Linked DNA regions of Homo sapiens: regions 1, 2 and 3 are each linked to region 4. A link is a loop called in an ENCODE intact Hi-C map of the cell type or tissue named here. Cell type or tissue: heart right ventricle. All regions are shown on one strand. Links, peaks and the distances in the headings refer to the core of each region. The heading gives the core; the rest is flanking DNA.

Evidence for each region. Peaks named below come from ENCODE experiments on the same cell type or tissue, not always from the same donor. Only the 100,000 strongest peaks of a DNase experiment are listed, where the experiment ranks them.
Region 1: a loop joins it to region 4, with 5 times the contacts of the local background. A loop is called at or near these places in 15 of 110 quality-filtered maps.
Region 2: a loop joins it to region 4, with 4 times the contacts of the local background. A loop is called at or near these places in 16 of 110 quality-filtered maps.
Region 3: a loop joins it to region 4, with 4 times the contacts of the local background. A loop is called at or near these places in 12 of 110 quality-filtered maps.

Annotation. Positions count from the first base shown.
Region 1 is chr21:42,919,668-42,927,519 of GRCh38, reverse strand. ERVH48-1 (endogenous retrovirus group 48 member 1, envelope) reads left to right here and starts at 1,890. Exons shown (of 2, transcript NM_001308491.2): 1 at 1,890-2,174. RefSeq lists enhancers at 712-1,233, 1,234-1,755. In heart right ventricle, for the core only: a CTCF peak has its summit at 3,515; a DNase peak (open chromatin) is centred at 3,429; H3K4me3 peaks cover 537 bases.
Region 2 is chr21:42,911,109-42,918,960 of GRCh38, reverse strand. It overlaps NDUFV3 (NADH:ubiquinone oxidoreductase subunit V3), which reads right to left. Exons shown (of 4, transcript NM_021075.4): 4 at 5,662-7,852. It overlaps ERVH48-1 (endogenous retrovirus group 48 member 1, envelope), which reads left to right. Exons shown (of 2, transcript NM_001308491.2): 2 at 1-2,158. The coding sequence ends at 437. Among named protein-coding and RNA genes, the nearest start is that of ERVH48-1, 11 kb to the left of the region's middle. RefSeq lists enhancers at 3,183-3,689, 3,690-4,197. In heart right ventricle, for the core only: no CTCF peak of the experiment used is centred there; no DNase peak of the experiment used is centred there.
Region 3 is chr21:43,311,352-43,319,203 of GRCh38, reverse strand. LOC124905026 (a long non-coding RNA gene) reads left to right here and starts at 5,062. Exons shown (of 2, transcript XR_007067887.1): 1 at 5,062-5,240; 2 at 7,327-7,852. RefSeq lists enhancers at 4,490-5,253, 7,169-7,669, 7,670-7,852. In heart right ventricle, for the core only: CTCF peaks have their summits at 3,676 and 3,884; no DNase peak of the experiment used is centred there; H3K27me3 peaks cover 435 bases.
Region 4 is chr21:43,642,260-43,650,111 of GRCh38, reverse strand. It overlaps HSF2BP (heat shock transcription factor 2 binding protein), which reads left to right. Exons shown (of 9, transcript NM_007031.2): 4 at 5,720-5,823. Among named protein-coding and RNA genes, the nearest start is that of HSF2BP, 13 kb to the left of the region's middle. In heart right ventricle, for the core only: CTCF peaks have their summits at 3,276 (motif pointing right), 4,179 and 4,381; DNase peaks (open chromatin) are centred at 3,291 and 4,397; H3K27ac peaks cover 1,465 bases.

The sequences.
Region 1 (7,852 bases), core at 1,138-6,137, 720 kb after region 4:
GCCCTCGGGTCCTCCTGAGGCTGTCACAGGCGCGTCTGTAAACTCGGCAAAATAAACTTTCCACATTGGCTGAGAGGTGTCTTGGAAGCTTTGGGCTCACACACTGGCTGCCTGTGTCAGTCCCCCAGCGAGGCACAGCCGTCCCCAGCTTGTCTATAACCCCAGATTTGTCCCGCCCACAGTATTCCCTAGGTGAAAAGATAGCCCAGAGCGTTCTGTGCTCTGCTAGGCTTGCACAGAGAGACCTGAGCTCGGGACTTCACTCGTGCCCTCCACCCATGCCCAGCGCAATTGTTTAGCCATGTAGTCCCTGAATACCTGCTTCACTCATTACAATCACGTTTCTAAATTTGTGGAATTTGTGATACAAAGAACAAGCCAATAAATCGCTTATGTATTTTAATGTAAATTGTTGGCGAGGAATTTAGCAACTGCCTCTTTTTTCCTTTAAAAATCCACTTGTTGGCCGGGCGCGGTGACTCACGCCTGTAATCCCAGCACTTCGGCAGGAGAGGCGGGCGGATCACGAGGTCAGGAAATTGAGACCCTCCTGGCTAACACAGTGAAACCCCGTCTCTACTAAAAATACAAAAAAATTAGCCGGGCGTGGTGGCGGGTGCCTGTAGTCCCAGCTACTCGGGAGGCTGAGGCAGGAGAATGGCGGGAACCCGGGAGGCGGAGCTTGCAGTGAGCCGAGATCGCGCCACTGCACTCCAGCCTGGGCGACAGAGCGAGACTCCGTCTCAAAAAAAAAAAAAAAAAAAAAAACCAAGAAACAAAAAACAAAAAACCCACTTGTGGGCAGGTGCGGATGGCTCATGCCTATAATTTCAGCTCTTTGGGAGGCCAAGGCAGGCCAGATCATTTGAGGTCATTTGAGGTCATTTGAGGTCAGGAGTTTGAGACCAGCCTGGCCAACATGGCTAAACCCCATCTCTACCAAAAAAAAAAAAAAAAAAAAAAAAAAAAAAATTAGCTGGGCGTGATGGCGTGCACATGTAATCCCAGGTACTCAGGAGGCTGAGGCAGGACAATCGCTTGAACCCGGGAGATGGAGGTTGCACTGAGCCAAGATGGCACCACTGCAGTCCAGCCTGGGCAATAGAGTTAGACTCTGTCTCAGAATTAAAAAAAAAAATCCCACTTGAGGCCAGGCACAATGGCTCACGCCTGTAATCCCAGCGCTTTGGGAGGCCGAGGCAGATGGGTTACTTGAGGCCAGGAGTTTGATGCCATTTTGGGTGCGGATGTGGAAAATCTGAGACAGGTTTTTTTTTTTGAGATGGAGGCTCGCTCTGTCGTCCAGGCTGGAGTGCGGTGGCGCGATCTCCGCTCACTGCAAGCTCTGCCTCCCGGGTTCAGGCCATTCTCCTGGCTCAGCCTCCCAAGTAGCTGGGACTACAGGCGCCTGCAACCATGCCCGGCTAATTTTTTGTATTTTTAGTAGAGACGGGGTTTCACCGTGTTAGCCAGGACGGTCTCGATCTCCTGACCTCGTGATCTGCCCGCCTGGGCCTCCCAAAGTGCTGGGATTACAGGTGTGAGCCACCGTGCCCGGCTGAGACAGGTCTCTTGTTAATTTAGAAAGTTTATTTTGCCAAGGTTGGGCAGGGACCTGTGACACCGCCTCAGGAAGTCCTGATTGAAAGATTCTCCCAGGGGCCTGAAAGCTTGAGGGAATGAGTAACTCCTCCTCCTCAGGCCCAGTCCCAACGCTCAAACTTGCACCAGCAGCAAGATAGCAGAGGCAGGAAAAGAGCTGGCTGGAAGACACATACTCTCTGAAGATCAAGGGGGAGGCCGTCCGCGTACTACATAGCAGTCACGTCAGGCTGGGACAATTCCTGTTTACAGAGAACTATAAAAGCCCTGCCCCCTCCTCACTTGGGGCTGATGCCATTCTAGGCCTCAGTCTGTCTGCATCCAGGTGCTTATTAAAACAGTGTGTTGCTCCACACCGCCTCGTGTTGTCTGTTGGCGCGCTCTCCGGGTTCCAACCAATGCAAGAGCCTTGGGGCTGGCCCTGAAACCTGCGAGGGGCTTCCGTCCACGTCCCCAGTGGACCTACCACCCCTCCATCTGGGAAAGCAGGCCACAGCAGCCGGACAAAGGAAGCTCCTCAGCCTCTAGTCGCCTCTCTGTGCATGCACATCGGTCACTGATCTCGCCTACTGGTAAGTTTCCTGGGAGCCCGGTTAACAGGGAAAAATCCGCACGGCCTCTCTTGGTTTCTCCAGCCCCAAAATCCAACATGGGTCCAAGAAGGCTATGGCATGGCCGGGCGTGGTGGTTCACGCCCGTAATCCCAGCACTTTGGGAGGCCAAGGCCGTTGGATTCACGAGATCAGGAGTTCGAGACCAGCCTGGTCAACATGGTGAAACTCCGTCTCTACTAAAAATACAAAAATTAGCTGGGCACAGTGGCAGGCCCCTGTAATCCCAGCTACTCGGGAGGCTGAGGCAGGAGGATCGCTTGAACCCGGGAGGTGGAGGTTGCAGTGAGCAGAGATCGCGCCACTGCACTCTAGCCTGGGTAACAGAGCAAGACTCTGTCTCAAAAAAAAAAAAAAATGCTAAGGTGTGTGCCAGGCACTCGCTGATCATCTGGTCTTAGGGGGACTCTAAGCCAGTTGATCCCATTCTGGGAATGAAAAAGGCAGCGGTGACAAACGCTCCTTTTATCGTCTCCCTCCGGCTGTCCAGGACGGTCTGCTTTTCCCGTTCTCCTGAGCCTACCCTCCATTATGGAAAATTCCCAGTCTTCCATTCCAAAGGACAGCCCTCTAGGCTGCCTCATGAAAAACCTGCAAACCTTAGACCTCAGGCGAGATATCCCTCTAAGCACCTTGTTCTTTTTTTGCAATTCAGTCTGGCCACAGTACAAATTGGACAGTGGGTCCAAATGGGCCACAAATGGAACATACGACTTTACAATTTTAACTGACTTAAGCAATTATTGCTGACGGCTGGAAAAATGGGGAGAAATTCCTTATATCCAGGCCTTGTTCACACTCAGATTACAACCTGGCCTCTGCTCTTGCTCACCTGTTCAAATCCTCCCCCTCCATTCTCGCCGCCCTGATCGCCGTTCTCCTCCCGACCCTAACTCTTTTTCCTTGTTGGATCCAGCCAACTGCTGTCCACCCCTTCCAGCCCCTGCCTCTTCCTCTCAACCGTCTTCTTTAACCCCCTAAGCCTCCTCTTTGTCTTCCCAGCCAGCACTGCCTCCAAGAGTATCCACTTCTTTTCCTACACCATCCTCTCCTCAGGACAATTCTTGCACTGCCTGTACCCATTCTCCTCCCCCACCGCTCTCTCCTGAGGCCTGTAAACCCACCCCGCCACCTTCCGCTCCTATCTATCCTCTGCTGCCTATTAACTCAACCCTCCTTCCCCCTTCAAACCCTCAGCAGGAACCACTTCCGGCTTTTCTTTCTTTCCCGCCTATACTCATTCAGGCATTGCTTTTGGCCCATGCCCCACCCTTACTTCAGCGTCTGTGCTAGAATGCCCCCTTCGGGAAGTAGCAGGAACTGAAGATCTTATTAGAGTTCATGTTCCCTTCTCCCTCACTGATCGCTCTTGAATTCACAAAAGACTCGGTTTATTTCCAGAATACCCTGCCTCTTATATTAGAGAGTTTCAGTACCTCACCCAGTCTTATGAACTAACTTGGCATGACCTCTACGTTATCCTCTCTTCCACGCTCACCCCAGAAGACTGGGACCGTATCTGGACCCTAGCTCAGGCACATGCTGATACAATTCATCACCAAGCTGCCGCCCAGCCTGCTGGCACAGAGGCAGTCCCCAGCCAGGACCCCCACTGGGATTATCAAGATGGGGCCTTTGGATGCTGCCATCGAGACCACATGATTGTGTGTCTCCTTGCAGGACTCAAAAAGTGTGCCCATAAAGCGGTAAACTATGAAAAACTTTTAGAAATCACCCAAGGTCCTGACGAAAACCCAGCCCTTTTTCCTCTCTTGTTTAATGGAAGCCATGAGAAAATATACCAACCTAGACCCAGCCAGCCCAGAAGGAACCACTATCTTAAGCCTTCGGTTCATCTCCCAACCCATCCCTGATATCCAGCTCAAGCTTCAGAAGCTTGACGATGGCCCTCAAACCCCACAACGAGACCTTCTCAATTTAGCCCTCAAAGCCTTTAATAATTGTGATGAAGAAAGTGAAAGGCAAAAACAGGCAGAGTTTCGAATGCTTGCCTCCGCCATCGGGAGGCCCTGCAGGCCCACGGGGCCGCAGCTCCACACGGGAGCCTCCTAGCAAGCCACCTGCACCTGGCGTCTGTTTCAAGTGTGGCAATGAAGGCCACCGGTCCAGGCAATGCCCAAACCCAGGTAAGCCCCCCAGGCCGTGCCCCCTCTGCAGAGGACCCCACTGGAAGTCGGACTGTGAGCGGCCCCTGCAAGGACCGCCTCCATCCCTTCCTGAGCCGGCCAAAACCTACTCGATCTCATCGGCCTTGCCGCTGAAGACTGACAGTGCCCTGGAACGGACACCCCGGCAACTACCATTGCCTCATCTGAGCCAAGGGTAACCCTGATAATGGCAGGTAGGCCAGTATGTTTTTAAAATTAATATCAAGTCAACCTACTCTGCTTTACCTAATTTTTCAGGACTCACCGAGTCCTCCCAGGTCTCTGTTGTGGGAATTGATGGACAACTGATGGTCTCCAAATCCCGAGCCCCCCTCCACCCTTCTGCTCCCTTCATGCCTTTTCCTTCACTCACTTTTTTTTTTTTTTTTTTTTTTTTTTGAGACGGAGTCTGGCTCTGTCTCCCAGGCTGGAGTGCAGTGGCGCAATCTCCGCTCACTGCAAGCTCCGCCTCCCGGGTTCACGCCATTCTCCTGCCTCAGCCTCCCGAGTAGCTGGGACTACAGGCGCCCGCCACTATGCCGAGCTAAATTTTTGTATTTTTAGTAGAGACGGGGTTTCACCGTGTTATCCAGGATGGTCTCGATCTCCTGACCTCATGATCCACCCACCTCGGCCTCCCAAAGTGCTGGGATTACAGGCTTGAGCCACCGCGCCCGGCCTTCCTTCACTCACTCTTAGTCCTGCCCTCATGCCCAACTCCACTCCTAGGCAGAGCCATGCTTTCAAAACTCCACACCACTCTCCACTCCCACGTTCCCCTAGTACCCAACGCATCCACCCAGACCCCTCCAGGGCTTCTAACTTTCTTCTACTCCTGCAACCTCCCACCCTAAAACATGCAACCTTTCCTTATCCCCCATCCATGGTTAACCCCGCTGTTTTGAGATACTTCCACACCCTCAGTTGCAAAACACCACACCCCCTTCTGCATTACCCTTAAAATCCCCACCCAGTTCCTATCACAGAAGCAGTATCCAATCCCCTAAGCAGCTCTTGTAGGCCTATAGCTTATCATTTCTCGCCTCCTCGCCAGTCACCTCCTCCGCCCAACAAACTCCCTTTTAAACACACCAATTCTACCTGTTAAAAAGCCAGATGGAACTTACCACTTAGTCCAGGACTTCAGGCTCATTAACCAAACTGTACTCCCAGTATGTCCAGTAGTCCCTAACCCATACACTTTACTTTCCAAAATTCCCTCCAATACCACCCATTTTTCTGTCCTAGACCTAAAGGATGCTTTTTTCCACAGTTCATTTGCACCCTGATTCTCAAGACCTCTTTGTTGTTATGTGGGAAGACCCCAACACCCACCTTTCACATCAGCTCACTGGTGCCTACTACCTCAAGGTTTTAGAGACAGCACCCGCCTTTCACATCAGCTCACTGGTGCCTACTACCTCAAGGTTTTAGAGACAGCACCCACCTTTTTGGACAGGCCCTTGATCATGACCTCTGTACCTTATCCCTAAAACCGTCCACTCTCCTTGATGATCTGCTCCTGGGTAGCCCCTCTCAAAAAGACTGCAATGCCCATACTATCTCTCTTTTAAACTTCTGGCAGAGTGGGGGTATCAGGTATCCCCTAAAAAAGCGCAAACATGCACCCCCTCAGTCATCTATCTAGGCCTAGCTCTTACCCCATGAACCCAAGGGCTCATAACAGACCACATATCCCTCTTCCAGTCCCTCCCGCCTCCGCAAACTAAGCAAGAAATTCTCTCTTTTCTAGGACTAGCGGGATATTTCAGGCTCTGGGTTCCCTCCTTCGCTCTACTAGCCAAACTGTTATACCAAGCTGCTAAAGGCCCTCTCCATGAGCCTTTAAACCCTGCACAGCCTATTACCCAACCTTTCTGCCTACTCCAGAAGTCTGTCACCCCAGTCCCCATCCTCACCCTCCCAGACCTCACCAAACCTTTCTCCCTCTATCCTGACGAACGGCATGGAGTCGCACTACGTGTTCTAACCCAGTCTAAGGGACCCGCCCTCCAGGTTGTTGCCTACCTCTCTAAACAGCTCGAAACCACAGTTCTCGGATGGGCTGCTTGCTTCCAAGCACTGGTGGCAGCTGCTGTCCTCACCCTTGAAAGCCTAAAACTATCTCTTGATGCCAACCTAACAGTTTAGTCAGCCCATAGCATCAAAGACATGCTAGCTCACCGCAGCGTACTAAGTCTCATCTCTGCCCCACGGCTCCTCCAACTGTATGCTTTATTCATAGAAACCCCCCAAATCACCGTGCTAACCAGCTCCTGTCTAAACCCGGCCACACTCTTACCTGAAGCCACTACCTCCCAAGACCCTGCACACTTCTGTGTGGACACTGTTCAAACTTTTCTTACCTTTTCCACACCTAACAGACCAACCCCTTCCAGATGCCTCCTTTACTTGGTTTGTAGATGGCAGCTCCTTCCTACATCAAGGATGCCAACATGCTGGCTATGCTATAGTGTCACCCACCCACACTATTGAAGCTAATCTGGTCCCCCTAGGAACCACCTCCCAAAAGGCTGAACTCATCGTCCTCACTTGAGCTCTCACTCGAGCAGCTGGACATGTATTCAGATTCTCATTATGTGTTCCACGTAGTGCACTCACACTTGTCCATCTGGAAAGAAGGGGGTTTCCTAACTGCAAACAACACCCCTGTCATGAATGCTCTCATCAGCAAGCTCCTTCAGGTTGCCAGGCTCCCGCAGAAACTTGCCATCATTCACTGCAGGGGCCACCAAACCCCAGACAATCCTATATTGGCCAGAAATGCTTTAGCAGATAGAGTAGCCAAACAAATGGCCCTACAACCCGTGCAAGGCCAGTTTCTTTCCCTGTCCTCGTTCTCTCCTCTTTACTCCCCAGAAGAAAAGGAGGACTGCCAAGCCCAAAACCTTCAAAAACAAGGACCACGGTATGTCAAGGAAGTGCGCTTCGCTGTCCTCACTCTCAAACAATCCCTGTCCTCCAAAGCCTCCACAACTCTTTCCATGTCGGGTACAAACCTGTCCTGCAACGTCTCTGCCCTATCCTCATTTGTCCTCGTCGGGTACAAACCTGTCCTGCAACGTCTCTGCCCTATCCTCATTTGTCCTCATCTTTCCAGCCGTGTTCGAGAGGTCACCCAGTCCTGCTCTATCTGCCACTCAATGTCACCCCAGGGTTCCCTCTGGCCACTGCCTTTTCCTACCCACCAAGCCCAGGGCAAGGTACCCGGGCAGGATTGGTAGGTAGACTTATTCACATGCTGCCCCATAAATGGCTCCACTATCTTCTAGTCTTTGTCTGTACTTTCTCCAGGTGGGTAGAAGCATTCCCAACAACTTCAGAAGGTGCAAATATCATCACACAAACTCTCAACATGCATATAATTCCCTGTTTCAGACTCCCAACATCCATCCGGTCCGATAACGGGCCTGCCTTTATCAGCCAAATCACCCAAGGCGCCTCTACATC
Region 2 (7,852 bases), core at 1,510-6,509, 730 kb after region 4:
AAAGTCTTAATATGGGAATATCCCTCACCACGATCCTAATACTGTCAGTAGCTGTCCTGCTGTCCACAGCAGCCCCTCCGAGCTGCCGTGAGTGTTATCAGTCTTTGCACTACAGAGGGGAGATGCAACAATACTTTACTTACCATACTCATATAGAAAGATCCTGTTATGGAAACTTAATCGAGGAATGTGTTGAATCAGGAAAGAGTTATTATAAAGTAAAGAATCTAGGAGTATGTGGCAGTCGTAATGGGGCTATTTGCCCCAGAGGGAAGCAGTGGCTTTGCTTCACCAAAATTGGACAATGGGGAGTAAACACTCAGGTGCTTGAGGACATAAAGAGAGAACAGATTATAGCCAAAGCCAAAGCCTCAAAACCAACAACTCCCCCTGAAAATCGCCCGCGGCATTTCCATTCCTTTATACAAAAACTATAAGCAGATGCATCCCTTCCTAAGCCAGGAAAAAATCTGTTTGTAGATCTAGGAGAACCATTGTGCTTACCATGAATGTGTCCAATTGTTGGGTATGCGGGGGAGCTTTATGAGTGAACAGTGGCTGTGGGACGGGATAGACATTCCCCCTTACTTACAGGCATCCCAAAACCCCAGACTCACTTTCACTCCTCAGGAATGCCCGCAGTCCTGGACACTTACCAACCCAGTATGAGGGACGGTGTGCATATCCCGCAAGTGGACTGATAAAACCCATCGCGCCGTAGGTGAAAACCCGTCACCAAACCCTAACAGTCAATGCCTCCATAGCTGAGTGGTGGCCAAGGTTACCCCCTGGAGCCTGGTCTCCTTCTAACTTAAGCTACCTCAATTGTGTCTTGTCAAAAAAGGCCTGGTACTGTACGAACACCACTAACCCTTATGCCGCATACCTCCGCCTAAGTGTACTATGCGACAATCCTAGGAACACCAGCTGACAATGGACTGCCACTGACGGATTCCTGTGGATATGGGGAACCCAGGCTTACTCACAGCTACCTTATCACTGGCAAGGTACTTGCTTCCTAGGCACAATTCAACCTGGATTCTTTTTACTTCCGAAGCAGGCGGGCAACACCCTCAGAGTCCCTGTGTATGATAACCAGAGAAAAATGATCCTTGGAGGTAGGAGGGAGCCAAAGATTGTGAGAGGACGAGTGGCCTCTGCAACGGATCATTGAATACTATGGTCCTGCCACTTGGGCAGAGGATGGTTCATGGGGTTATCGCACTCCCATATATATGCCAAATAGAGCGATTAGACTACAAGCTGTTCTAGAGATAATCACTAACCAAACTGCCTCAGCCCTAGAAATGCTCGCGCAACAACAAAACCAAATGCGCGCGGCAATTTATCAAAACAGGCTGGCCCTAGACTACTTATTAGCAGAAGAGGGTGCGGGCTGTGGTAAGTTTAACATCTCCAATTGCTGTCTTAACATAGGCAATAATGGAGAAGAGGTTCTGGAAATCGCTTCAAACATCAGAAAAGTAGCCCGTGTACCAGTCCAAACCTGGGAGGGATGGGACCCAGCAAACCTTCTAGGAGGGTGGTTCTCTAATTTAGGAGGATTTAAAATGCTGGTGGGGACAGTCATTTTCATCACTGGGGTCCTCCTGTTTCTCCCCTGTGGTATCCCATTAAAACTCTTGTTGAAACTACAGTTAACCTCCTGACAATCCAGATGATGCTCCTGCTACAGCGGCACGATGGATACCAACCCGTCTCTCAAGAATACCCCAAAAATTAAGTTTTTCTTTTTCCAAGGTGCCCACGCCACCCCTATGTCACGCCTGAAGTAGTTATTGAGAAAGTCGTCCCTTTCCCCTTTTCTATAACCAAATAGACAGGAATGGAAGATTCTCCTCGGGGCCTGAAAGCTTGCGGGATGAATAACTCCTCCTCCTCAGGCCCAGTCCCAAGGTACAAACTTGCACCAGCAGCAAGATAGCAGAGGCAGGAAGAGAGCTGGCTGGAAGACACGTACCCCCTGAAGATCAAGAGGGAGGTCGCCCTGGTACTACATAGCAGTCACGTTAGGCTGGGACAATTCCTGTTTACAGAGGACTATAAAACCCCTGCCCCATCCTCACTTGGGGCTGATGCCATTTTAGGCCTCAGCCTGTCTGCATGCAGGCGCTCATTAAAACAGCATGTTGCTCCACACCGCCTCATGTTGTCTGTTGGCGCGCTCTCGGGGTTCCAACCAATGCAAGAGCCTTGCACTGATGACATGTCCCCAGGGTGGTTGGGCCACAGCTTGGTTTTATACATTTTAGGGAGATATGAGACACCAATCAATATATGTAAGAAGCACCTTGGTTCTTCTGGAAAGGTGGGACAACTTGAAGCAAAGGCAGGAACACTCCAAGCGGGGAGGGAGCTTGCTGGGCACAGAAAGGTGAGACACTGGAGGCTGCATTCTTTTGAGTTTCTGATCAGCCTTTCCAAAGGAGGCAATGAGATATGCATCTATCTCAGTGAGCAGAGGAGTGACTTTGAATAGAATGGGAGGCAGGTTTCCCTTAAGCAGTGTCCAGCTTGACTTTTCCTTAGTGATTTTGGGGCCCAAAATATTTTTCTTTCACATGGGCAACATGGGAGGATCACTTAAGCTCAGGAGCCAGAGGCTGCAGTGAGCAGAGGTCACACCACTGAGACGCTGTCTCAAGAAAACAAAACTAGGCTGGGCACGGTGGCTCATGCCTGTAATCCCAGTACTTTGGGAGGCTGAGGCAGATGGATCACAAGGTCAGGAGTTTGAGACCAGCCTGACCAACATAGTGAAACCCTGTCTCTACTAAGAATACAAAACACCCAGGGAGGCGGAGGTTGCAGTGAGCCGAGATCGAGCCACTGCGCTCCAACCTGTGCCACAGAGCGAGACTCTGTCTCAAAAAAAACAAACAAACTAAACCAAACCCACTTTTAGGCCTGGAGTAGTGGATCACGCTTGTAATCCCAGCACTTTGGGAGTCTGAGGCAGGCAGATTGCTTGAGTCCAGGAGTTCGAGAGCAGCCTGGGTAACATGGTGAAACCCCATCTCTACAAAAAATTTTTTAAAAAGCTGGGCATAGTGGTGCACGCCTGAAGTCCTAGCTACTCTGGAGGCTGAGGTGGGAGAATCGCCTGAACCCAGGAGGCGGAGCTTGCAATGAGACGAGATCGAGCCACTGCACTCCATCCTGGGTGACAGACTGAGACCCCTTCTCAAAAAAAGAAAAACAACAAAATATCACTGAGCTCCAGCCGGGACAGAGTGAGACCCCTTCTCAAAAAAACAAAAACAAAACAACAAAATGCCACTTGTAACTGCAGCTAATCACAGCATGGATATTCGGGGCCATTTGAGTCAGTGCTCCTGGCTTGCAGTCCATAAACTTGGCCCAGAGAATCTCCACTTGCACGAGTTTTGCTCCTGCTTCTGTTTTCTGTTTTTGAGACAGAGTCTCGCTCTGTTGCCCAGGCTGGAATGCAGTGATGTGATCTCGGCTCACTGCAAGCTCCACCTCCCAGGTTCATGCCATTCTCCTGCCTCAGCCTCCTGAGTAGCCGGGACTACAGGTATCTGCCACCATGCCCAGCTAATGTTTTCTATTTTTAGTAGAGACAGGGTTTCACCGTGTTAGCCAGGATGGCCTCGATCTCCTGACCTTGTGATCTGCCCGCCTCGGCCTACCGAAGTGCTGGGATTCCAGGCGTGAGCCACTGCGCCCGGCCTCCTAAAGTGCTGGAATGACAGGCGTGAGCCCCCGCGCCTGGCCACCCCTGCTTCTTCCTTTAGGTCAGCACCTGCTAGGTTTAAGACATTGTGGGCGGGGACAACAGAAGGGATATTTTCAACCTTTTTTGGTAAGAAGAGTTGTTTCTTTTTTCTTTTTTTCCTCTGCCCTATCTTATAATGCTAAAAGAGTTGCTTCTTTATTTTTATTTATTTATTTATTTTGAGACAGGGTCTCACTATGTTGCCCAGGCGGGTCTCGAACATCTGAGCTCGTGACCCTCCCATGTCAGCCTCCCAAAGTGCTGCGATTCCAGGCATGAGCCAATGTGCCTGGCCAAGAGTTGCTTTTTATTTTATTTTATTTATTTATTTAGAGATGGAGTCTTACTCTGTTGCCCAGGCTGGAGTACAGTGGCATGATCTTGGCTCACCGCAACCTCCGCCTCCCAGGTTCAAGCAATTCTCCTGCCGCAGTCTCCCAGGTAACTGAGATTATAGGCCAGCGCTATGATGCCTGGCTAATTTTTGGGTTTTTAGTAGAGATGGGGTTTCACCATGTTGGCCAGGCTGGTCTCGAACTTCTAACCGCAGGTGATCTGCCCACTTCGGCCTCCCACAGTGCTGGGATTACTGGTGTAAGCCACCACGTCCGGCCTCCAAGTTTCTATTTTACATTTCTCATCTCCATCCTGCCAAGTGTCTATTCCGCACAGTACTGACTCATTTGCTCTGAAGGATGAGCTGAGGAGTTCTCCTGGGCTACCTCCCAAGTTCCTATTTGTGTCCTCCAGGTTCTTGGTTTATCTTCTGTTTACTTGTTAGGGTTTATAACACTCTCATTCTGTCTTGTAATCTCCATAGTTGTTTAGCCTTAATTCACAGGCAAATAGGTTCTAAGGTCTCCCCCAGTACTACTGTGGCCTTCAATTCTTGATTTTTTTCTTTTTTTTTTTTTTGAGATGACTTTCGCTCTTGTTGCCCAGGCTGGAGTGCAAGGGCGTGGTCTTGGCTCACTGCAACTTCTGCCTCCCAGGTTCAAGCGATTTTACTGCCATAGCCTCCCAAGTAGCTGGGATTACAGGCGCCCGCCATCATGCCCAGCTAATTTTTGTATTTTTAGTAGAGACGAGGTTTCGCCATGTTGGCCAGGCTGGTCTGAAACTCCTGACCTCAGGTGATCCACCTGTCTCGGCTTCCCAAAGTGCTGGGATTACAAACATGAGCCACCGTGCCTGGCCCAATTTTTGAATTTTTAATGTTAGTTCATCTCTTGTTTGGCTGGATTTCACTGTCTAGTTTTCCTCCCACGAAGGGCTTGAGGAGGTGAGAGTCTCTGAATACAGGCAGTTGAAAGATGGCATATATGGGCCAGCACGGTGGCTCCTGCTGTAATCCCTGCACTTTGGGAGGCTGAGGGGGAGAGATAGCTTGAAGCCAGGAATTTGAGACCAGCCTGACCAAAATGGTGAAATCCTGACTCTAGTATAAACACAAAAATTAGCCAGGCGTGGTGCCGTTTCCTAAAGGATTGGCCTCAGCCACTTACTCAGCCTGAGGCTGCTCTGAGACTGCAGTGGAGAGCCAAGGGGCTGTGGCTTCCTCAAACCCAGATGCTGCTTCAGCCCCGGTGCCTCTCACACCCATCCGGAGGCCTTGAGGACTGCCCCGCAGGGCTCCCTCCACCAGTGCCCTGTGCTCCTGGCAAAATCCCTTTCGACATCCAGGTTAGGCATCATGTCCTTCAAAGCCTTCTCTGATGAATCCCCATCTTTGCCTCTCCCCAGACAGCTCCCCTGCCTCTGCCTTCTACGTCTGTTATCCGGCACATCGCCATGCATCTGTCTCTCAGCTGCCCCCTTTCCCAGGCCATACACTCAGAGAAGGCAGGCTGTCTCGATCACGTCTGAACCCGTGGCCGAGGCATAGTGCCTAGCATATAGTAGGCATTTCAAATAATGTTTATTACAGACAGGTCTCTAAGGGTGAAAATTACACTAGAAGGAACACTGTTTTAGCAGTTGTGAATTTTTTATATCCTATTGCTTCAGATCCGTTCTAGAATAAAGGCCAAGGTCAGGGGGAAAGGGAAGGAGGGTCAGGGAGAGAAGGTGGTAGAACCAAGGAAGCTGAGCACTTAAAACACCCACTTATTTAATTTAATTAATTAATTTATTTTTTGAGACGGAGTCTTGCTCTGTCGCCCAGGCTGGAGTGCAGTGGCACAATCTCGGCTCACTGCAAGCTCTGCCTCCCGGGTTCACATCATTCTCCTGTCTCAGCCTCCCGAGTAGCTGGGACTACAGGCGCCCACCACCACGCCCGGCTAATTTTTTTTTTGTTTTTTTTTTTTGAGACGGAGTCTTGCTCTTTCGCCCAGGCTGGAGTGCAGTGAGGCTATCTCGGTTCACTGCAAGCTCCGCCTCCTGGGTTCACGCCATTCTCCTGCCTCAGCCTCCCAAGTAGCTGGGACTACAGGCGCCCGCTACCATGCCCGGCTAATTTTTTGTATTTTTAATAGAGACGGGGTTTCACCGTGTTATCCAGGATGGTCTCGATCTCCTGACCTCGAGATCTGCCCACCTCAGCCTCCCAAAGTGCTGGGATTACAGGCGTGAGCCACCGCACCTGGCCAATTTTTTGTATTTTTAGTAGAGACAGGGTTTCACCGTGTTAGCCAGGACGGTCTCGATCTCCTGACCTCGTGATCTGCCCACCTCAGCCTCCCAAAGTGCTGGGATTACAGGCGTGAGGCACTGCGCCCGGCCTCCAACAGAACGTGGGAAATCACATAGACCCAAACAATGGCCCCTTGGGTGACCACTGTATTGCCACCAGATGGACTATCAAGAAATCATCTGCAGTGATAGCTACAAAATGCAGAGCTGTGCTTGGTGCTGGCTATTCGGTTTTAAGCCCTTCCAATGGGTGGAGGAGAGTAAACCAAAATCCCAGAAAGACTAGCCCAACAGGACTAGTTCTAAGGGAAGAACTTTATTTTTTTGAGACGGAGTTTTGCTGTTGTTGCCCAGGCTGTAGTGCGATGCTGCAATCTCCACTCACTGCAGCCTCTGCCTCCTGGGTTCAAGTGATTTTCCTGCCTCAGCCTCTTGAGTAGCTGGGATTACAGGCATGCACCAACACGCCCGGCTAATTTTGTAATTTTAGTAGAGAGGGGGTTTCACCATGTTAGTCAGGCTGGTCTCAAACTCCCAACCTCAGGTGATCCATCTGCCTCAGCCTTCCAAAGTGCAGGGATTACAGGCATGAGCCACCGCGCCCAGCCAGGAAAGAACTTTATACAAGTCTCATGCTTTATCTTAAAAATATATGCAAATCAAAATATATTCATGTTCATTTTAATATTAAGGGAATTTCCATTTCCAAAGCATCACCGCCCATCACAGTAGTTCCACGGATCCCAGCTTGAGAACTATTAAATGAAAAACCAAAAAATGCAAATAGCAGGATAGAAAAGTTGTAGGTACATTAAAATGGTTACACCTACCACCACCACTGGGGAATCCTGTAAGATGTTAATGGCTGGGAATGGGGGCTCACGCCTGCAATCCCAGAACTTTCTGGGGCCGAGGCAGGCAGATCTCTTGAACCCTGTCTCTACAAAAAATAGAAAAATTAGGCGGACATGGTGGCCAGTGCCTACAGTCCCAGCTACAAAGTGGGCTGAGATGGGAGGATTGCTTGGGCCTGGGAGGACGAGGCTGCAGTGAGCTGAGATCGCACCACTCCTCCGGGCAAGAGTGAGGCTGTCTCAAAAAAAAAAAAAAAAAAAAAAAAAAAAAAAGGGTGGGTTAGCATAGTGGATTTTAGGTAAGTTTACTATTTTCTTTTTGGTAATGTAGTTTTACCACTTTTATTATAAAAAATGTGTTTAGAAGAATCTGGCTGAGTTGCTAAGTCTCCCGTGTGGTAACACAATTTGAGGCAGATGACCACAATACTAGTTTTCAATTTTGATATTTAAAAAAAAAAATTTTTTTTTGAGATGCAGTCTCACGCTGTCACCCAGACTGAATGCAATGGCATGATCTCGGCTTACTGCAAACCCCGCCTCCCGGGTTCAAGCGATTCTCCTGCCTCAGCCTCTTGAATAGCTGGGATTACAGGCACGCACC
Region 3 (7,852 bases), core at 1,277-6,276, 330 kb after region 4:
CCTCCCCCTGGGGTTTGTTAGAAAGAGTTCTGAAGCCTTGCAGAGGGTGTGGGTGGAAAGTCCTTCTGGTGGGGAAGCCAGGTGCAGAAAGCCTAAGCTGAGAGCGCTCAGGGGAGGCACCCAGCATCGGGTGCACGGTGGGTTACCTGGAGGTCAGGCAGCCACTGCTGGCGCTGCTTCCCCATCCCATGGTTTGGCTCGGTACAGCCCATCTTCAGCTTAGCCAGCGCATGCCCAGCTAACCCCCCTGGGACTTGCCCGGTGTCAGCCTAGACCCTATAGGAGCAAGAAGAAGAAAAGTCGTGACTCATGCACTTGGGGAGCTTATGGTGTGGGCTTTGCAGGGATGGACTCTGAGCAGCCAATGATCAAACAGGAGGGCAGTTTACATGTCAGTGTTTTACCCAGAGTCCTTGGGGCAATAAGGGCAGTGGGCAAAATTCTGCTAACTACCCCCAGCCCTTCCATCCTTCTTCCTGAATAACAAGAACCCCAGCTTTTCACTGGACACACTGCATTCAGATAAGAGACTGCATTCCTCACACTACATCAGGACTAAGTGAGGCATAGTCTATTGGCTGGAATGCAGAGGTGATGACAGGTACTCAGGCAGCCACGTTGGACCATGAGACGGCAGGATCGATATGAAGGACTGTGAAGAGGCATGAAGCAACGAAGGGACATGGGGAAAGTCTGAATCCCTACTCTTATCGGAGCACGTCATAATATGAACTCCTTAATTTTAGCTGGATACAATTCCCATTCCCCCTCGCAGCCAGCTGTGACCATGTGCCTAAATTTTGGTGCCCAAATTTTAAGCAGAAGTGTTGTGTGCAACCTCCGGAAAGCATCCTTAACAGGCAGGACCATGCCCTCTGCTGTGCACTGAACTGTGTCCCCTGCAAATTCACATTGGAGCCCAAACTTCCCATGTGGCATGATTTGGAGATGGGGCTTTTGGGAGATAATTAGATTTAGATGAGGTCATGAGGGGGCCCTTTTGATGAGATTAGCGCCCTTTCAGAAGAGGAAGAGGCACCAGGGCTCCCTCTCTCTGCCATCTGAGGATACAACAAGACAATGACCATCTGCAAGCCAATTCGAGAGCCCTCCCCAGAATACAACCTCGCCGGCCCAGATCTCAGACTTCCAGCCTCTAGAGCTGGGGAAAGAAATGCCTGCGGCTCGAGCCACCACCTACGGTGTGTTACAGCAGCTGGGGCAGACGACGTCCTTCCTTCATCCTCTCCTCTTTCCTGCTGGCTCAAGTGCCCAAGCAGCCACCTGGCTCCACGGAGAGCTGATGATAGAGCAGCATAAGGAACGACCTGATGTTCTGGCTGGGCCAGATCGCCCTCCACGTTTGTCTTTGATTTGCAGTACATTCAGGGACAGAACCTACATCTAAACCCTGAACATTCGGATGTCTTCTGCTTTGATTTCCCATGAAAGAACATCTGAGTAATTATTGTGTCTGAAACTTCTCACGCACAAGCTGGTATAGATTTCCCTGTTCTCATCTTCCCAAGTTAGGTGGGCGTTTCCTGAGGCCACCCTAACATATTATCACACACACAGCTTAACACAAGGGAAATTGGCTGGGTGCGGTGGCTCACGCCTGTAATCCCAGCGCATGGGGAGGCCAAAGCGGGCGGATGGCATGAGTCCAGGAGTTTGAGACCAGCCTGGACAAGATAGCAAGACCCCATCTCTACAAAAACTACACGTACACACAAATTAACCAGGCGTGGTGGTGTGTGCCTGTGGTCCCAGGAACTCAGGAGGCTGAAGTGGGAGGATCACTTTAACCTGGGAGGTAGAGGCTGCAGTGAGCGGTGATTGCACCATTGCACTCCAGCCTGGGCTACAGAGTGAGATCCTGCTTCAAAACAAAACAAAACCAACAACAGAAATTGATTCTCTCGCAGTTCTAGAGACCTGATATCCAAGATGCCAGCAGGGCTGTGCTCCCTCTGAAGGCTCCAGGGGAGGATGTTTCCTTGGTTTCACCAAGATTAGGCGAAACTGAGCACATTCAGAATGCGTGGCCGTAGACAATACTTCCTGGTCTCCTCCAGCTCCTGGTGGAGGAGACCAGGTTTCCCTGGCTTGTGGCTGCGCCCTCCGATCTCTGCCTCCATCATCATGGCCTTCTTTTCTGTGTCTGTGTCTCTTGAAGGACACCTGTCGTTAGATGTAAAGTCCACGCAGATAATCCAGGATGACCTTATCTCAAGATCCTTAACTTAATTACATCTCCAAAACCCATTTTCCCAAAGAAGGTCATGTTCAAAGATTCCGAGGATTTGACGTGAACATATCTTTTGTGGGCCCGTTTGTGGGCCTGTCTCTATGGGTGACCCCAAGCAGAACAGACTCACCCTCGCAGAGGCCCTTCAGGGACCTGCGGGAGTGTCTAGGTGGCAGTGGCTGCCAGGAGGTTCCCTTGGCTCTGATGCCTCTCGCCCTGGTGCCCAGGTGTCTGTCACCCAGGGGCTGCATGCCTGGATCCTGCCTCCTGGCCTGGCTGCATGGGGTCCAGAGATGTCCTGTGGCGTCTGCCTGGGTGGAGCACGTCCTTGCAGATGTTCCCTCAGCCCCCCAGCTCCACGGCTGCTGGCCCCCGCCCTGAGCTCTGTGCAGCTGCTGGGGACTCAGCTGGACTCAGGGGTCCTGAGCTTGCCTGGAAGGGTTTCAGACCCCCTCTGGTGCCTCTGCCATCCTGGGCAGTGTCCCCCTCCCGCTCCCCCACCTCTCTGGTGCTCCCCATGCCTCAGCGGGTTTGCCCCCCTCCGACACCCCCGACACCCTCCACCACTTCGGGGACAACTGGGGCTCCATGTTTTCACGCATTTCTCCTTCTGCGTTGGGAGCTGCTCATTACTCTCTCAGCTCCACCGGCCCCAGCCCAGACCCCACTCCCAAGGCAGATGTCTTGCCCGGGGTAGGGGCAGATGGTGAAAACCTCAGTGGGAGGGGCCGGCCAGTCCCTCCTGGAATCCTGCGCCCTCCACCTCCAAGCACAAGCAGGGGAAGTGCGAAGCCTCTCTGAGCCTCAGTTTCCTCCTACTGAAATGGAACCAATAAATCCCATCTTGTGGTTCTCGCGCAGATGCACAAAGTAACTGCTCTCATGAGCATGCGCCCAGCCCGCCGGCAGTCAGTGGTCCCTGGGGCGGCTGGGCCATCGTCCCTGGGTGCCGAGGCTGCCAGGCCCCTGTGAGCAGGGAGAGGTTAACCTTGCACCTGCAGGATGGGCACCAGCCCTCAGCCTCGGTCTCCCCACGGCCACACACAAGTGTAAACTTGCTTAGACTTCCCCATAGCTTCGAAGTCCCAAAAGCCTCCCCACAGTCTCTGGGCAGCCTGCAGCGTCCCAACCTCCACAGCTGAGGTCCCTCGGCCCCCACCCCGCACTCCTGTCCTGCCCTCAAATTCCAGGCATGGTGAATGGTGTCACAACCCAAGCTAAAAAGCCAGGGCACACGCTAAGTCCCCCAAGAGAAATGTGGGAGGCACCATCAGGGCCCCCATCCCTCACTAGCCGCCTGCCGAGCTCCAGCCCATTTTCTGCCCCTCCTGCCAGCCTCCCTCCTGGCTGCCTGTCCGCTGCCCACAGGGGCCCCTGCAGCTCTTCAAGGGGGTGCTTCTCTCCAAGGCGCATCCCTCCCAGTCTCCCTCCTCCCCAGGCGTCCTCCACACCGTTAGCCTCAGGCGCCTTCTGGCAGTGGCTGGGGACCCTCACTCAGGAGCCCCCTTGGGTGGGTCGCAGGACCCTGCTCACCCAGGCTGCAGCCACCTGCCCTGCTGTGTTCCCCTCACACACCCTGCTGTCGGAAAGCGCCTGCCTTCCCGCAAGTGCTGCCCTCTTCCTGCCACTAGAACACTCTTATCTGACTCCAAAACTCAGCTCTTTTTTATAATCAGCAACGAAAATTATTTGTGTGGTTTTTTGTTGTTGTTGTTTTTGTTTTGTTTTTGTTTTTATTTTATGTTTTTTTCTTTTGAGACAGAGTTTTGCTCTTGTTGCCCAGGCTGGAGTGCAATGGCGTGATCTCGGCTCACTGCAACCTCCGCCTCCTGGGTTCAAGCAATTCTCCTGCCTCAGCCTCCCGAGTAGCTGGGATTACAGGCGTGAGCCACCACACCAGGCTAATTTTGTATTTTTAGTAGAGACGGGGTTTCTCCATGTTGGTCAGGCTGGTCTCGGACTCCCGACCACAGGTGATCCACCTAACTTGGCCTCCCAAAGTGCTGGGATTACAGGCGTGAGCCACCGCACCCGGCCTGCTGGGATTACAGGCGTAGCCACCGCACCCGGCCTGCTGGGATTACAGGTGATTACAGGCGTGAGCCACCGCACCCGGCCTGTACGTGTTTTTAAAAACAACTCTGGCCCCTCTCTCCAGAGCCCCTCCAGGGCATCTCTGTGTGCTGTGCCTGTGGCTCTGCCACCCTACGAGCCTCTATCTCCCGCCCCCGCCACGATCCGGGAGGTGCCCCCCCACTGTATGACCAATACCCCAGTGCAGTGCCAACCAGGGACAGGGGTGGGGGACCCTCAACAGTGGCCTTGGGCAGCCCCACCTCGCCTCCTCCTCCTGCCGACCTTCTGAAGGGGCCTCCCCACAGCGGAACCCCACGGGGGAGGCAATGTTTTTTCATGAGAAAAAGAGATTTCCTGCCAACAATAAGAAATTGCACAAAGAAGAGTATTACAGGAGGACACAAAAGCCAGAAGGATTTGCTATCCTGCCACACTCTCAAAGTCCACACCAATCAAGACCACCAGCTTCTGTGGCTGTCTTGTTTTTGGAATGTTCTAGAAGCCTCAGACACCAGGAGAAGGAAGACCTAACTTGAGGCCCCAGAAGCCTTCTTGTTCCCTCCGGGGTCTGTAAGAATCTCCGGGCCCAGCAGGGCCTCCCCACTCTGGGGCCGTCAGGGTCTGCGGATTCTGGCTCCCAGAAGCCCCCGTGCCCTGAGGCCACCAGGCCAGGGTTCCTGGAGGGGGGTGCCTTCACCACCCCTGATGTTGCAGGAGCCCAGGGGAGGTGCACGTTGGCAGGAAGGGCCATGTCTTCCACCGCAGTGTGTAGAGAGAAGGGACTGTGGCTTTCTGGCTGTCTCCGTAACTGCAAAGTCCCCAGAGCCTTCCTCTGTCCCAGGGTCACACCAGCTTTGAAGCTCCACCCAATACGAGTCTCCCCAGCCACAATGTGGGACTCAGAATGGAACTGGTAAGTCCCAAGAAGATAACAGGGGAAGTTCAGAGGGGCTGGGACCACTGAGTCCAGAGAAGGGCAAGGAAAACCCAGACGGGGTCACTGTGGGGCAAAGGGTCCCGGCGGAACAGGCTCCAAGGGCGTGCATGTGAGCACCCTCCCTGGGCAGCAGGTGAGCCGGACCACGGCCTGGGTGGAGAGAGGCCTCCAATCTGGCCTCCAGGATAACTGTAGTTCTCCAGCTCTGTGAGATGATCAACAAGAACGGACCCCCGCCTGTCTCCTAGGAGGGTTGCCTCGAAGGGGGACACGCTCCTCACAGAGAAGCACAGGACCCTCTGAACTCCCCTGGAAGAATTTAACCCTCTCTGCCGGGGATATCTTTACCATCAGCCCCGACACTCAGGCCCTGGCTCATGCCGCTCACATTTGGGGCTGGAAAATTCCTTCTGGCAGGGGCTGTCCTGTGCACTGCAGAATGCTGAATGGTGCCCCTCCCCTCCTAAGTGTGGCAACCCAGACTGTGTGCAGACCTCACCGGAAGTCCCCGGGTCTAGACCACCCCTGGTTGAGAACCACTGATACTGCGGGTCTGGCTGGGAAAATGTGTAAACCTCCCCAGGTTCCCCTCCACATCCCAGGCTGCACGTTTAAGGACGCAGGTTCACAGGTGAAGGATTTTGTGCAACCCTGACTTCGGTGAATCAGGAGGAGGTGCTGGGGGCGGGGGTGGGCACTGGGGTGGGGGGTGGGGCAGCAGGGTTTATTCTCAGGACAAATGGAGAGCAGACCAAAGGGCCCAGGAAGGAGATGGCTACACCAGAAAACCCTGAGTTCACAGAAGGCCCAGGAAGGAGATGGCTACACCAGAAAACCCTGAGTTCACAGAAGGCCCAGGAAGGAGATGGCTACACCAGAAAACCCTGAGTTCGCAGAAGCAATCTGGCTAACACAGAATATTTGCATAGACCCGTTTGCCTATGACTGACCTAGCTTTGGGTCACTCACATGCAAATCTGTGGGGCCCCATGGGGAAGGGAGAAGCCCTTTGCTGGGAATGCTGGGGGTGGGGGAGTTGAGTGGGAGCCAGAAAAGCATAGCTGTTCCTGGACCCGCCTGTTACGGAGGGAGGAGGGCACCTGCCCCACCTACTGGGTGCCTGTCCCCACACCTGCTACTGCCCTGTGGTTTCCTCACCTGGCCAGCGCGCCTGTGTGTGTGTGTTTATGGAGTGGGGCGGCCAACTAAAATAATAGATGAGTGAGTTACCATAAAGTGGAAAAATGTTGGCATTAATAAAGAATTTTGCACTGTTAGAAATAAGAGATTTAATTTATATATATATATATAGACAGAGAGAGAGAGAGAAAGAGATGATCTCTCTACTTATGATATAAGAGCAGCAAGCAGACAGGAAGCCCAGCTCCAGAGTGGTGTTGGGGGGTCAAGGTGCCCCTCAAGGGCTCTGGGCCCGTCCTTAGCATGGGAGGGTGTGGGTGTGGCCGGTCCTCCACTGGGAGACAGTTTATGCACAGACCTCCTCATTGCCATGGAATAGCTCCAGCTACTTATTTTGATAATAGGTCATTCCAGGCATGGTATAAAATCTCAGAGGGCAGGCCATGATCTCTTCCTTACCTCTGTTTCCAGCAGTAATGGTTTAAATGGTGAGAAAAAAAGTTTTGCCTGTGGAATGTGAGTGCTTTTAATTATCAGGCGCAGAGAGACCTTAAAATGAGACAGTGGTCACACCCTGCTCCCTGCTTTGAGCTGTGTGTTCATGTCTGGAAACTGCTTCCTGTTGCCACAAGTAGCTACGGATTAACCCAGTAATGCCCCACTGGACACCGTAACCCACACCCTATATCTTAACAACATACAGCCAATCACTCATCAATGCTATTTCTGTAAACTAATGAGAATTCCTGATAGAAAACTTGGTATCAGCCGACTCCCTGACCCCCACTTTCCTTTACAAGCCACGTGAACTGCTGCTCATCAGAGTGTAGATCCAGGGCAAATGGAATCTATTGCAATCCTCAAGCTTGGCCCAAATAAACTCTCCACTTAGATTAATTTTGCCTCCGCTTCTTTCTTTTAGGGAGACAATAGTGAGCCCCTAAAAGATGCATCCACCCAGAACCTATAAATGTGACTGAATTTGGAAAAAAGATCTGTGCAGATGTCATTAAGGACCTTCTGGTGAGGTCATCCTGAATTGGAGCGGGCCCGGATCCAATGACAGTGTTCTTAGAAGAGAGGGGGAGAAGATACACACAGGGAGGAGTCATGTGAAGATGGAGGCAGAGGCCACCTGGAGCCACCAGGAGCTGGAATAAGCAACGGGTTCTCCCTGGGAGGCCTCAGAGGAGGCGTGGTGCAGCTGCCACTGTGACTTTGGACTTCTGGCCCCAGCACTGTGAGAGGATAGGTTTTAAGCCAGGCGGTTTGTGGTGCTTGGTTATGGCAGCCCCAGGCACTCACGCACCTCTCCAGAGGTGCTGCTGCCCAGGGAGTGTTCTGCATGCTGCACCTGGCTTCCTGCTTTAAGCAGTAATTTGTGCATTGCTGCACATAAAGCCACCTCCCGCTTTTTAACAGCTGCCTGACACGAATCCCACTGTCTG
Region 4 (7,852 bases), core at 886-5,885:
CAGTAAGTACAATGAAGGTGGTGCGATGAAAACACAAATTTAGTATCAGGGATTTTGGAAGGTACTTGGATGATCACTTTCAGCATCCAGTTTGTTTTTAGTTTTGCTTGTGAAGTCGCAAGAAGACACAATCCCACAGATAAGGAGTTGCAGATGGTGGTTTTGAAGTAGTTCACCTAGCAACATGAAGACACTTTCTAATTAAACTGATATGAAGCTTGAAATAAGAGGAGTCAGATATTTTTGTTTTACAATTAAATCGCTAAGATCGAGCAATTCTTTGCTTTCCTTGATTGGCAATTGTTCATTTTGGAGAGAAATAATAAAAAAGCCATTCAGTCTGTTTAAATCTTCATTGTCTTACAGAAAACACTTTTCATGCATTATGCTGCATTTGACAATTTGGCACCTTAGTGGCAGTCAGATATTCACTGACAGTCTCAGAGGAGCTGGAATTATTTTTGTATGTTGACAGCACACCTAAAATGTTGGCCTCATTTCTGAAATAATTAAAATGTTAAATAATTTTAACCTTTTAAAATTTGTTTATATGTTTTTTGATGTTAATGTGAACCAGCCTTGTTTTGGTCATTGAAAATATCAGCAGTGAATGCGAACTAGTGTAGCCATGATACGCTGGTGAGATATTTGACCAACAGATTTTTCTTTCTTTTTTTTTGAGATGGAGTCTCCCTCTGTCACCCAGGCTGGAGTACAGTGGCATCATCTTGACTCACTGCAACCCCAGCCTTCCTGGTTCATGCCATTCTCCTGCCTCAGTCTCCCGAATAGCTGGGACTACAGGTGCGCGCCATCATGCCCGGCTCATTTTTGTATTTAAAAATTTTTTTTCAAAAAAATAAAAAAAACCCCAAACTGAAAAACAAACAAAAGGCCAGGCGCGGTCAGCACACCTGTAATCCCAACTACTTGGGAGGCTGAGGCAGGAGAGTCGCTTGAGCCCAGGAGGCAGAAGTGACAATGAGTTGAGATCATGCCACTGCACTCCAGCCTGGGCAACAGAGGGAAACTCCATCTCAAAAAAATTTTTTTAATTAAATAAATGAATGATGAGCAAATGAGGCAAACAAAATGTTAATAGTAGGTAAGTCTGGGTAAAGAGAGATAACAGGAATTTTTTTTGGCATTAGTTTTTGTGAATTTGAAATTACTTCCAAATAAAAATTGTAAATAACATTGTAAAATGGAGATATTAATTGAATGTTTATGGGACTGTAGTTGTTCCCCAGGTACTCTTAGATTCTTAGCAGTAGGATTTGAAAACCACTGCGCTATGTGATTTCTAAAGTGTAGGATATTTTGAGATTAATTTCCTGAGAGTTTGATACGGGGTACCCCCATTTCAGTTCTGGGAAGAATTATTTGTAGTCTGTAGAAATAAGAACTTGAGAAATATCCATGAAGAGTAGAACCAAAGAGTCAGCACCAAAAAAGGATTATTACTTTGACTCGGAGTTTATTGTGGCCCAGATAAAAGAACATGAAGAGTGTGTCACATCCATATCCTGGCAGGGAACAAAAGGAGTAAACGGAGTAAAGTGAAGAGATTAAAGTGTGATCAGGGTTGGGGGAACCAGTGCCTGGAGAAAGAAGCATCCGGGAACTAACGAGTGGAGCGCCATTGCCTCCCCTGGGCTGAAGGAGCAGAAGGGAGAGAGGTACCAGACGTGGCGAGAGGCGTTGCTCCAGACAAGATGCTTGACAGCACCTGGGACCTCACCCAGGAGGATGAAGCCCAGCAGGGAGGATGGAGTGGGGAGACATGTCCCATCCTTGGTCATCTTCTCTAGTCCTCCAGTTTCCTGCGGGGCTGCTATTGCATCCAACAGGAAGCCATAGGACGAGGGAGCCTTGTTACTGTGGGTCTTCACATCTGCCTCTTGGGGCACAGATCAGGGTGGAGATTGTCCAGAACATAGGAAAGTAGAGGGAAAAAAAACACTTGGGGAGCTTATGGACAGAGAAGGTGGCAAGGTGGTCAAGATGGAGGCGGAAGAGGTGTGTGGTGTTTTAATATCACCCGTGACCGCTCTGCTGTTCATGTCATATATGTGTGTCAGTGAATGAAAAGCAAAATTCCCTGACTCTGGTTTGGGAAATCAACAGAATTAATTTGAGTTCAGCAAGATTGATTTTAGTTTTTTTTTTTTTTTTTTTTTTTTGAGATGAAGTCTTGCTCTGTCGCCCAGGCTGGAGCGCACTGGCGTGATCTTGGCTCACTGCAACTTCCGCCTCCCAGGTTCAAGCAGTCCTCATACCTCAGCCTCCCGAGTAGCTGGGACTATGGGCGTGTACCACCACGCTGGGCTAATTTTTGTATTTTTAGTAGAGATGGGGTTTTGCCATGTTGTCTAGGCTGCTCTTGAACTCCTGACCTCACATACCAGGTGATAAAGAAATGGTAAGATAAATTGACGCCGTTTGTGCAGTTTTCTTTGATTAGTGTTTTAGAAACCCTTATTTTCCTTTCTAGCTTTCTGTACCCTCCCTGTGAATAAATTGAGCATCAAGAGACACAGCCATTCTCATGTTATTAGACCTGTATTAAGAAAGGATTATGGACTGCGTGCAGCAGCTCACGCCTGTAATCCCAGCACTTTGGGAGGCCAAGATGGGCAGATCACTTGAGGTCAGGAGTTCAAGACCAGCCTGGCCAACATAGTGAAACCCCATCTCTACTAAAAATACAAAAATTAGCCAGGCGTGGTTGGTGGCAGGCGCCTGTAGTCCCAGCTACTCGGGAGGCTGAGTTAAGAGGATCACTTGAACCTGGGAGGCGTTGGTTGCAGTGAGCTGAGATCGTGCCACTGCACTGACAGAGAGACACCGTCTCGGGGAAAAAAAAAATTGTTGTTTCAGAAGATACATAGATGTTTAAATGGTCTATGATTTAGGTTGTTTGTAATATTCACTGTTCATATTATTTCTGTCTCTGGGCTTAAAAAAATATAAAAGTAATATATTCTTATTGTATGAGAATGAGACATACAGATAAAGTAGCCATGTGTTTTTCTTGGTTCAAAGATTAGCAGAAGGAATGTATAAAGAAGTGAAATAAATTTATGTGACAAATATTTATGTATTGCCTACTATATTCCATATAGACATTTGGAGGGTGGGCATAGAAGAAAACCTATGCAAATCCCTGCCTTCAGGGTGCTTTTAGGTAGCATGCATGCAGTGGGGCCAAGTTGAAAATGCAAGGTCAGGGTTCTGTTCCGAGGCAGCAGCAATGCTCCCATCTGGCCACAAGGTGGCGGCCTCATACAGCAGAAGGGCACTTGTCACCTCCCCAGGAGCCTGGCGTAGATGGGTGTGGCCTCCCTGATGACTGACTGGAATTCTATGAGATTGCCTATCGTAGAGTGGGATGTTTTAACCCTGTCCCTTTGGTATGTTAACTTACACTAGGGTTGCATACAGCTGTCTGGAACAAGTGATTATGAAATTACCGTAATGCAAGAGAGCCGTTTTGGGTGGTCAAAGTTAATTCCCACAGGTTTTTACACATGATAAGGCTTGTAGAGATTTCCTGTCTCTTTTACCATGTTTGAGTAATATACCGTTTAATAGTAGAAGCCAAATTTAACAGTTAAATGCAAAGAAAAAATTTTAAATCACAAATTTCATCTCAGTTTTTCAGTTTGTTCATTTTTGTCTGTGACCATAGGTGGTATTTCATATGATTGTAGTGTGTATGTGTATAAATAATGTATTTCCATTTAACTTTGTTACAAATAATGCAAGTATGTAGTTTTTAAAGCATAGTGCTTCCTAGTTGATTTTTTGGCTGGGATTAGGATAAAATCAAGAATTCCAGTGAAAGTCATTGTGGCACAATATTTCTTAAAAGAGCAGAAAATGAAACTGTGATTTGAGGGAGAGGAAATAGTCCAAAGGCACTCTGCTCTATTTCTGAGAACCACTTTTTTTTTTTTTTTTTTAAGAGATGGGAGTCTTACCCTGGCTGGTCTCGAACTCCTGGCCTCAAGTGATCCTCCCACCTCAGCTTTCCAAAGTGCTGTAATTACACAGGCATAAGCCACCGAGCCGGGCCCCTAAGAAACGCATTTTATGAGAAGCTTTGCCAGCCAATTTTATGATGTTTAGCTGGTCTGAATATTTACTTTTAGGTTCTAATTTTTCTTCTAGGACGGGGTCTCTAGAAAATTTAGAGACTAGCTTGCTTTCTTCCTTCCTTTTTAACATTTCCTTTAGAGCTTTGGGGATACACGTGTGGTTCTAAGCAGTCCCCACAAGTGTCTTATTCTGGCTTCCTCTTGTCCTCTCAGACCCCTAGATTCGAAAGCCCTACCCGCTTCTCGTTTGTTTGCAGATAGTTGAGGAAGTGTCTGTGAGCTTTTTCTCCTCTAGGGTGGAGTAATGTTCCGTTTTCCAGGCGCCTGGCTCTTTGAGGCTTTCTCACTCATCGCAAGTGACAGTACAAGAATGAAACAGATAACCAGAGTTGCCTTGTGTTTTTCTCAGTTCAAGGATTAGGAGAGGGAATGTGTAAAGAAGTGAAATTCCTTCATGTGACAAATATTAGGTAGCTGCCTTCCATTACTCTCCATTTTTTTGCTTTTTCACATTCCTGTGGATGGGTTCCCTTGTTTGCTGTTGCTGGTCATGTGTTGCATGTTCATTTTATTTTATTGGTGATGAGAGACCAGGTTATCGCCCAGAAGTAGTTCTCAAAGTGTGGGTCCCAGACAGGCAGCATGAGTCTCATCTGGGAACTTGTTAGAAATGTAAATTCTCAGGCTCACCCCAGACGTTCCAAATTGGAAACTGTGGATGGAACCCAGCCGACTCTGTATTATCAAGTCCTCCAGGGATTCTGATGTACGCTAAAGTTTGAGAATCATTGTCCTAAAGCATCGCTACTTTAATCAAAGAAGTTAGACCATTAGCTCTTAGCACCCTCAAATCTTGGTATATGTTGGCATAAAAACTGATGATTTCCTAGCTTTTGAGATCAAACACTTAAAAATTTGTATTATATATTTGTTTTTTCGAGTGTCAGTATTTCTGCAACATAAAATTTTAAATTTAAAGTTGATAGTACTTTTGCTTGATTTATTGACGTGGATTTTTTTGGGATTTTTGTTGGCTGTTGTTGACTCATCAACTAAATGAGTGCGGTGGAGAGGAAGTATTACATAGTTTCCACTCTTTCACTATAGCATTTTCTCATTTTTATCACTGTTCTTTCCCTCCTCCAGTGCCTACTACTGCAGTTGTTCCCATTGAGTCAGTCTGCCAGTGGGTGACACTAGCTTTGTGAATCAGCCTGTGCTGGCGCCGTGCACTCCCTGAGCTGCCTTCTGCTTTTCATGGAGTAGCGACAAGTCTGTGCCATGAGACAGTCGGGCTTCTCAGCTCTGCCTTCCATCCTTTAAATAACATGTTTTCTTGAAGCCTTGAGTACTAGTCTGGCAGTAAAGTGAAACCTTAAAAACACAAAACAGAAAACAACCAAAGTCCTTTGTGCTGTGGGCTAAAAACTGAGATGAACTTAGAGAACAGGACTGTTAGAATATTGGTTATTCAAGGACAGGCTAGAAGTCAAGAAATGCAAATATTCTCACCTAAGAAATCAGTACACATTTTACTAAGTCAAGACTGGGCAAAATAGATGCTTAGGGAGAGATTAGTGACTTGAAATATCTTGAGTAATTTTATGTCTTTCTCCTAGACCTGGAAAGGAAAGAGCAAGAATTAGAGCAGCTGAAAATGGATTGTGAGCACTTTAAAGCCCGCCTGGAAACCGTGCAGGCCGACAACATAAGAGAGAAGAAGGTACCATGCTCAGGGACAGACTCTCACCAAGCCAGAAAGTGGGGCTGGCTTACAGCCTTTCACTTATGATAAGCAGTGGGACTGAATTTTTTACTCTTAATCCTCAATAAATTGTATTTGTAAATGTATGTATTCTGAGTGGGTTGGAATGTAGTTGAACAGATGGATTTTATAACCATTTAACACGTAGATCATTCACTTGGTATCTTTTAACTTTTATGTTTAAAAATCTGCCCTACAACATAAAGGTTCATAATTATCTTAGTTCATTTTGTGTTGCTATAACAAAATATCTGATACTGAGTAATTAATTTTTTTTTTCCTTTTTTTTTTTGAGACAGAGTCTTGCTCTGTCGCCCAGGCTGGAGTGCAGTGGTGCAATCTCGGCTCACTGCAAGCTCCGCCTCCTGGGTTCACGCCATTCCCCTGCCTCAGCCTCCCGAGTAGATGGGACAGGTGGCCGCCACCACGGCCGGCTAAGTTTTTGTATTTTTAGTAGAGACGGGGTTTCATTGTGTTAGCCAGGATGGTCTCGATCTCCAGACCTCTTGATCTGCCCGCCTCAGCCTCCCAAAGGGCTGGGATTACAGGCGTGAGCCATCACGCCCGGCGAGGCTGAGTAATTTATAAAGAAAAGAGGTTTATTTATGTCAAGATTTTGGTGGCTGGAAGGTTCAAGATTGGGCATCTTTTTCTGGTGAGGGCCTCAGGCTGCTTCAAATCATGACAGAAGGGGAGCTGGCTGTGTGACGAGATCACATGATGAGAGAAAGCAAGAGAGAGAAACTGAGGAAGCCAGACTCTTTACCAACCTGCTCTCAGGGAAACTAATCCATTCCTGTGAGAGCAAGAACTCACTCACCCTCCAGAGAGCACATTAATCGCTTCATGAGGAATCCACTCCCATGACCCATACACCTCTCACTAGGCCCCACCTCTCAAGAGTGCCACATTGGGGATCAAATTTCAACATGAGTTTGCAGGGGGACAAACCATAGCGATGAGAGTCTCGGAGGAAAAAATCATGTACATAATATCTTATAGTTGGACATAGATGTATTAAATCAGAAGTACATGTAATTAATTTGGGGATTATTACATTTTAGCCAGTTATATTTTATATAAATATTAGAGAAACTAATATTTCTTAAAAATTGCTTAGTTTAACTTTTTGTGTGGCATAACTTCCTTTTCCATAGAACTAGAACTATTCTGACACTTTTTATAAAATTTGGGGCCTGGATATATTTTTATTTTGGATGATAATAGTACTAACAGGCCAGGTACAGTGGCTCAAGCCTGTAATCCCAGCACTTTGGGAGGCCAGGGTGGGCGGTTCGCTTGCGGTCAGGAGTTCGAGACCAGCCTGGCTGAGGCAGGAGAATTGCTTGAACCTGGGAGGTGGAGGTTGCAGTGAGCCGAAATCGTGCCACTGCACTCCAGCCTGGGCAACAGAGCGAGACTCTGTCTCAAAAAAAAAAAAAAAAAAAAAAGAAAAGAAGCCATTCCAGTAAATGCATACTGAGAAGAAGGAAACAGCCATGGTAAAGTAGCATTGAAATCGCTAGGGTTTTGTTGCCCTGGAACTTTGACCTTAAAATGTGGGAATATTTTACCCAACTATTCCCTATTTATAGTTAAAAATCTTGTTGAATAGTCCAATTTAATATAGAGGGAAGCCCCTGCAAGGTGAATACAGAGGGAAGCCCCTGCAAGGTGAATGCAGAGGGAAGCTCCTGCAAGGTGAATACAGAGGGAAGCTCCTGTAAGGTGAATACAGAGGAAAGCTCCTGCAAGGTTGCTGTAACAAGGCCATTTCTCTTCTAGCAGCTGCCTTATCTGTAGCCTTTGCTGTAGTCTCTGTTGAGGCCTGTACGGATCATGAGGAGGGACTCTAGAAACTTATTTTATTTATTTATTTATTTTTTGAGACAGGGTGTTGCTCTGTTGCCAGGCTGGAGTGCAGTGGTGCAATAATAGTTGCAGTAGCTTCGACCTCCTGGGCTTAAGCGATCCTCCTCCTTGGCCT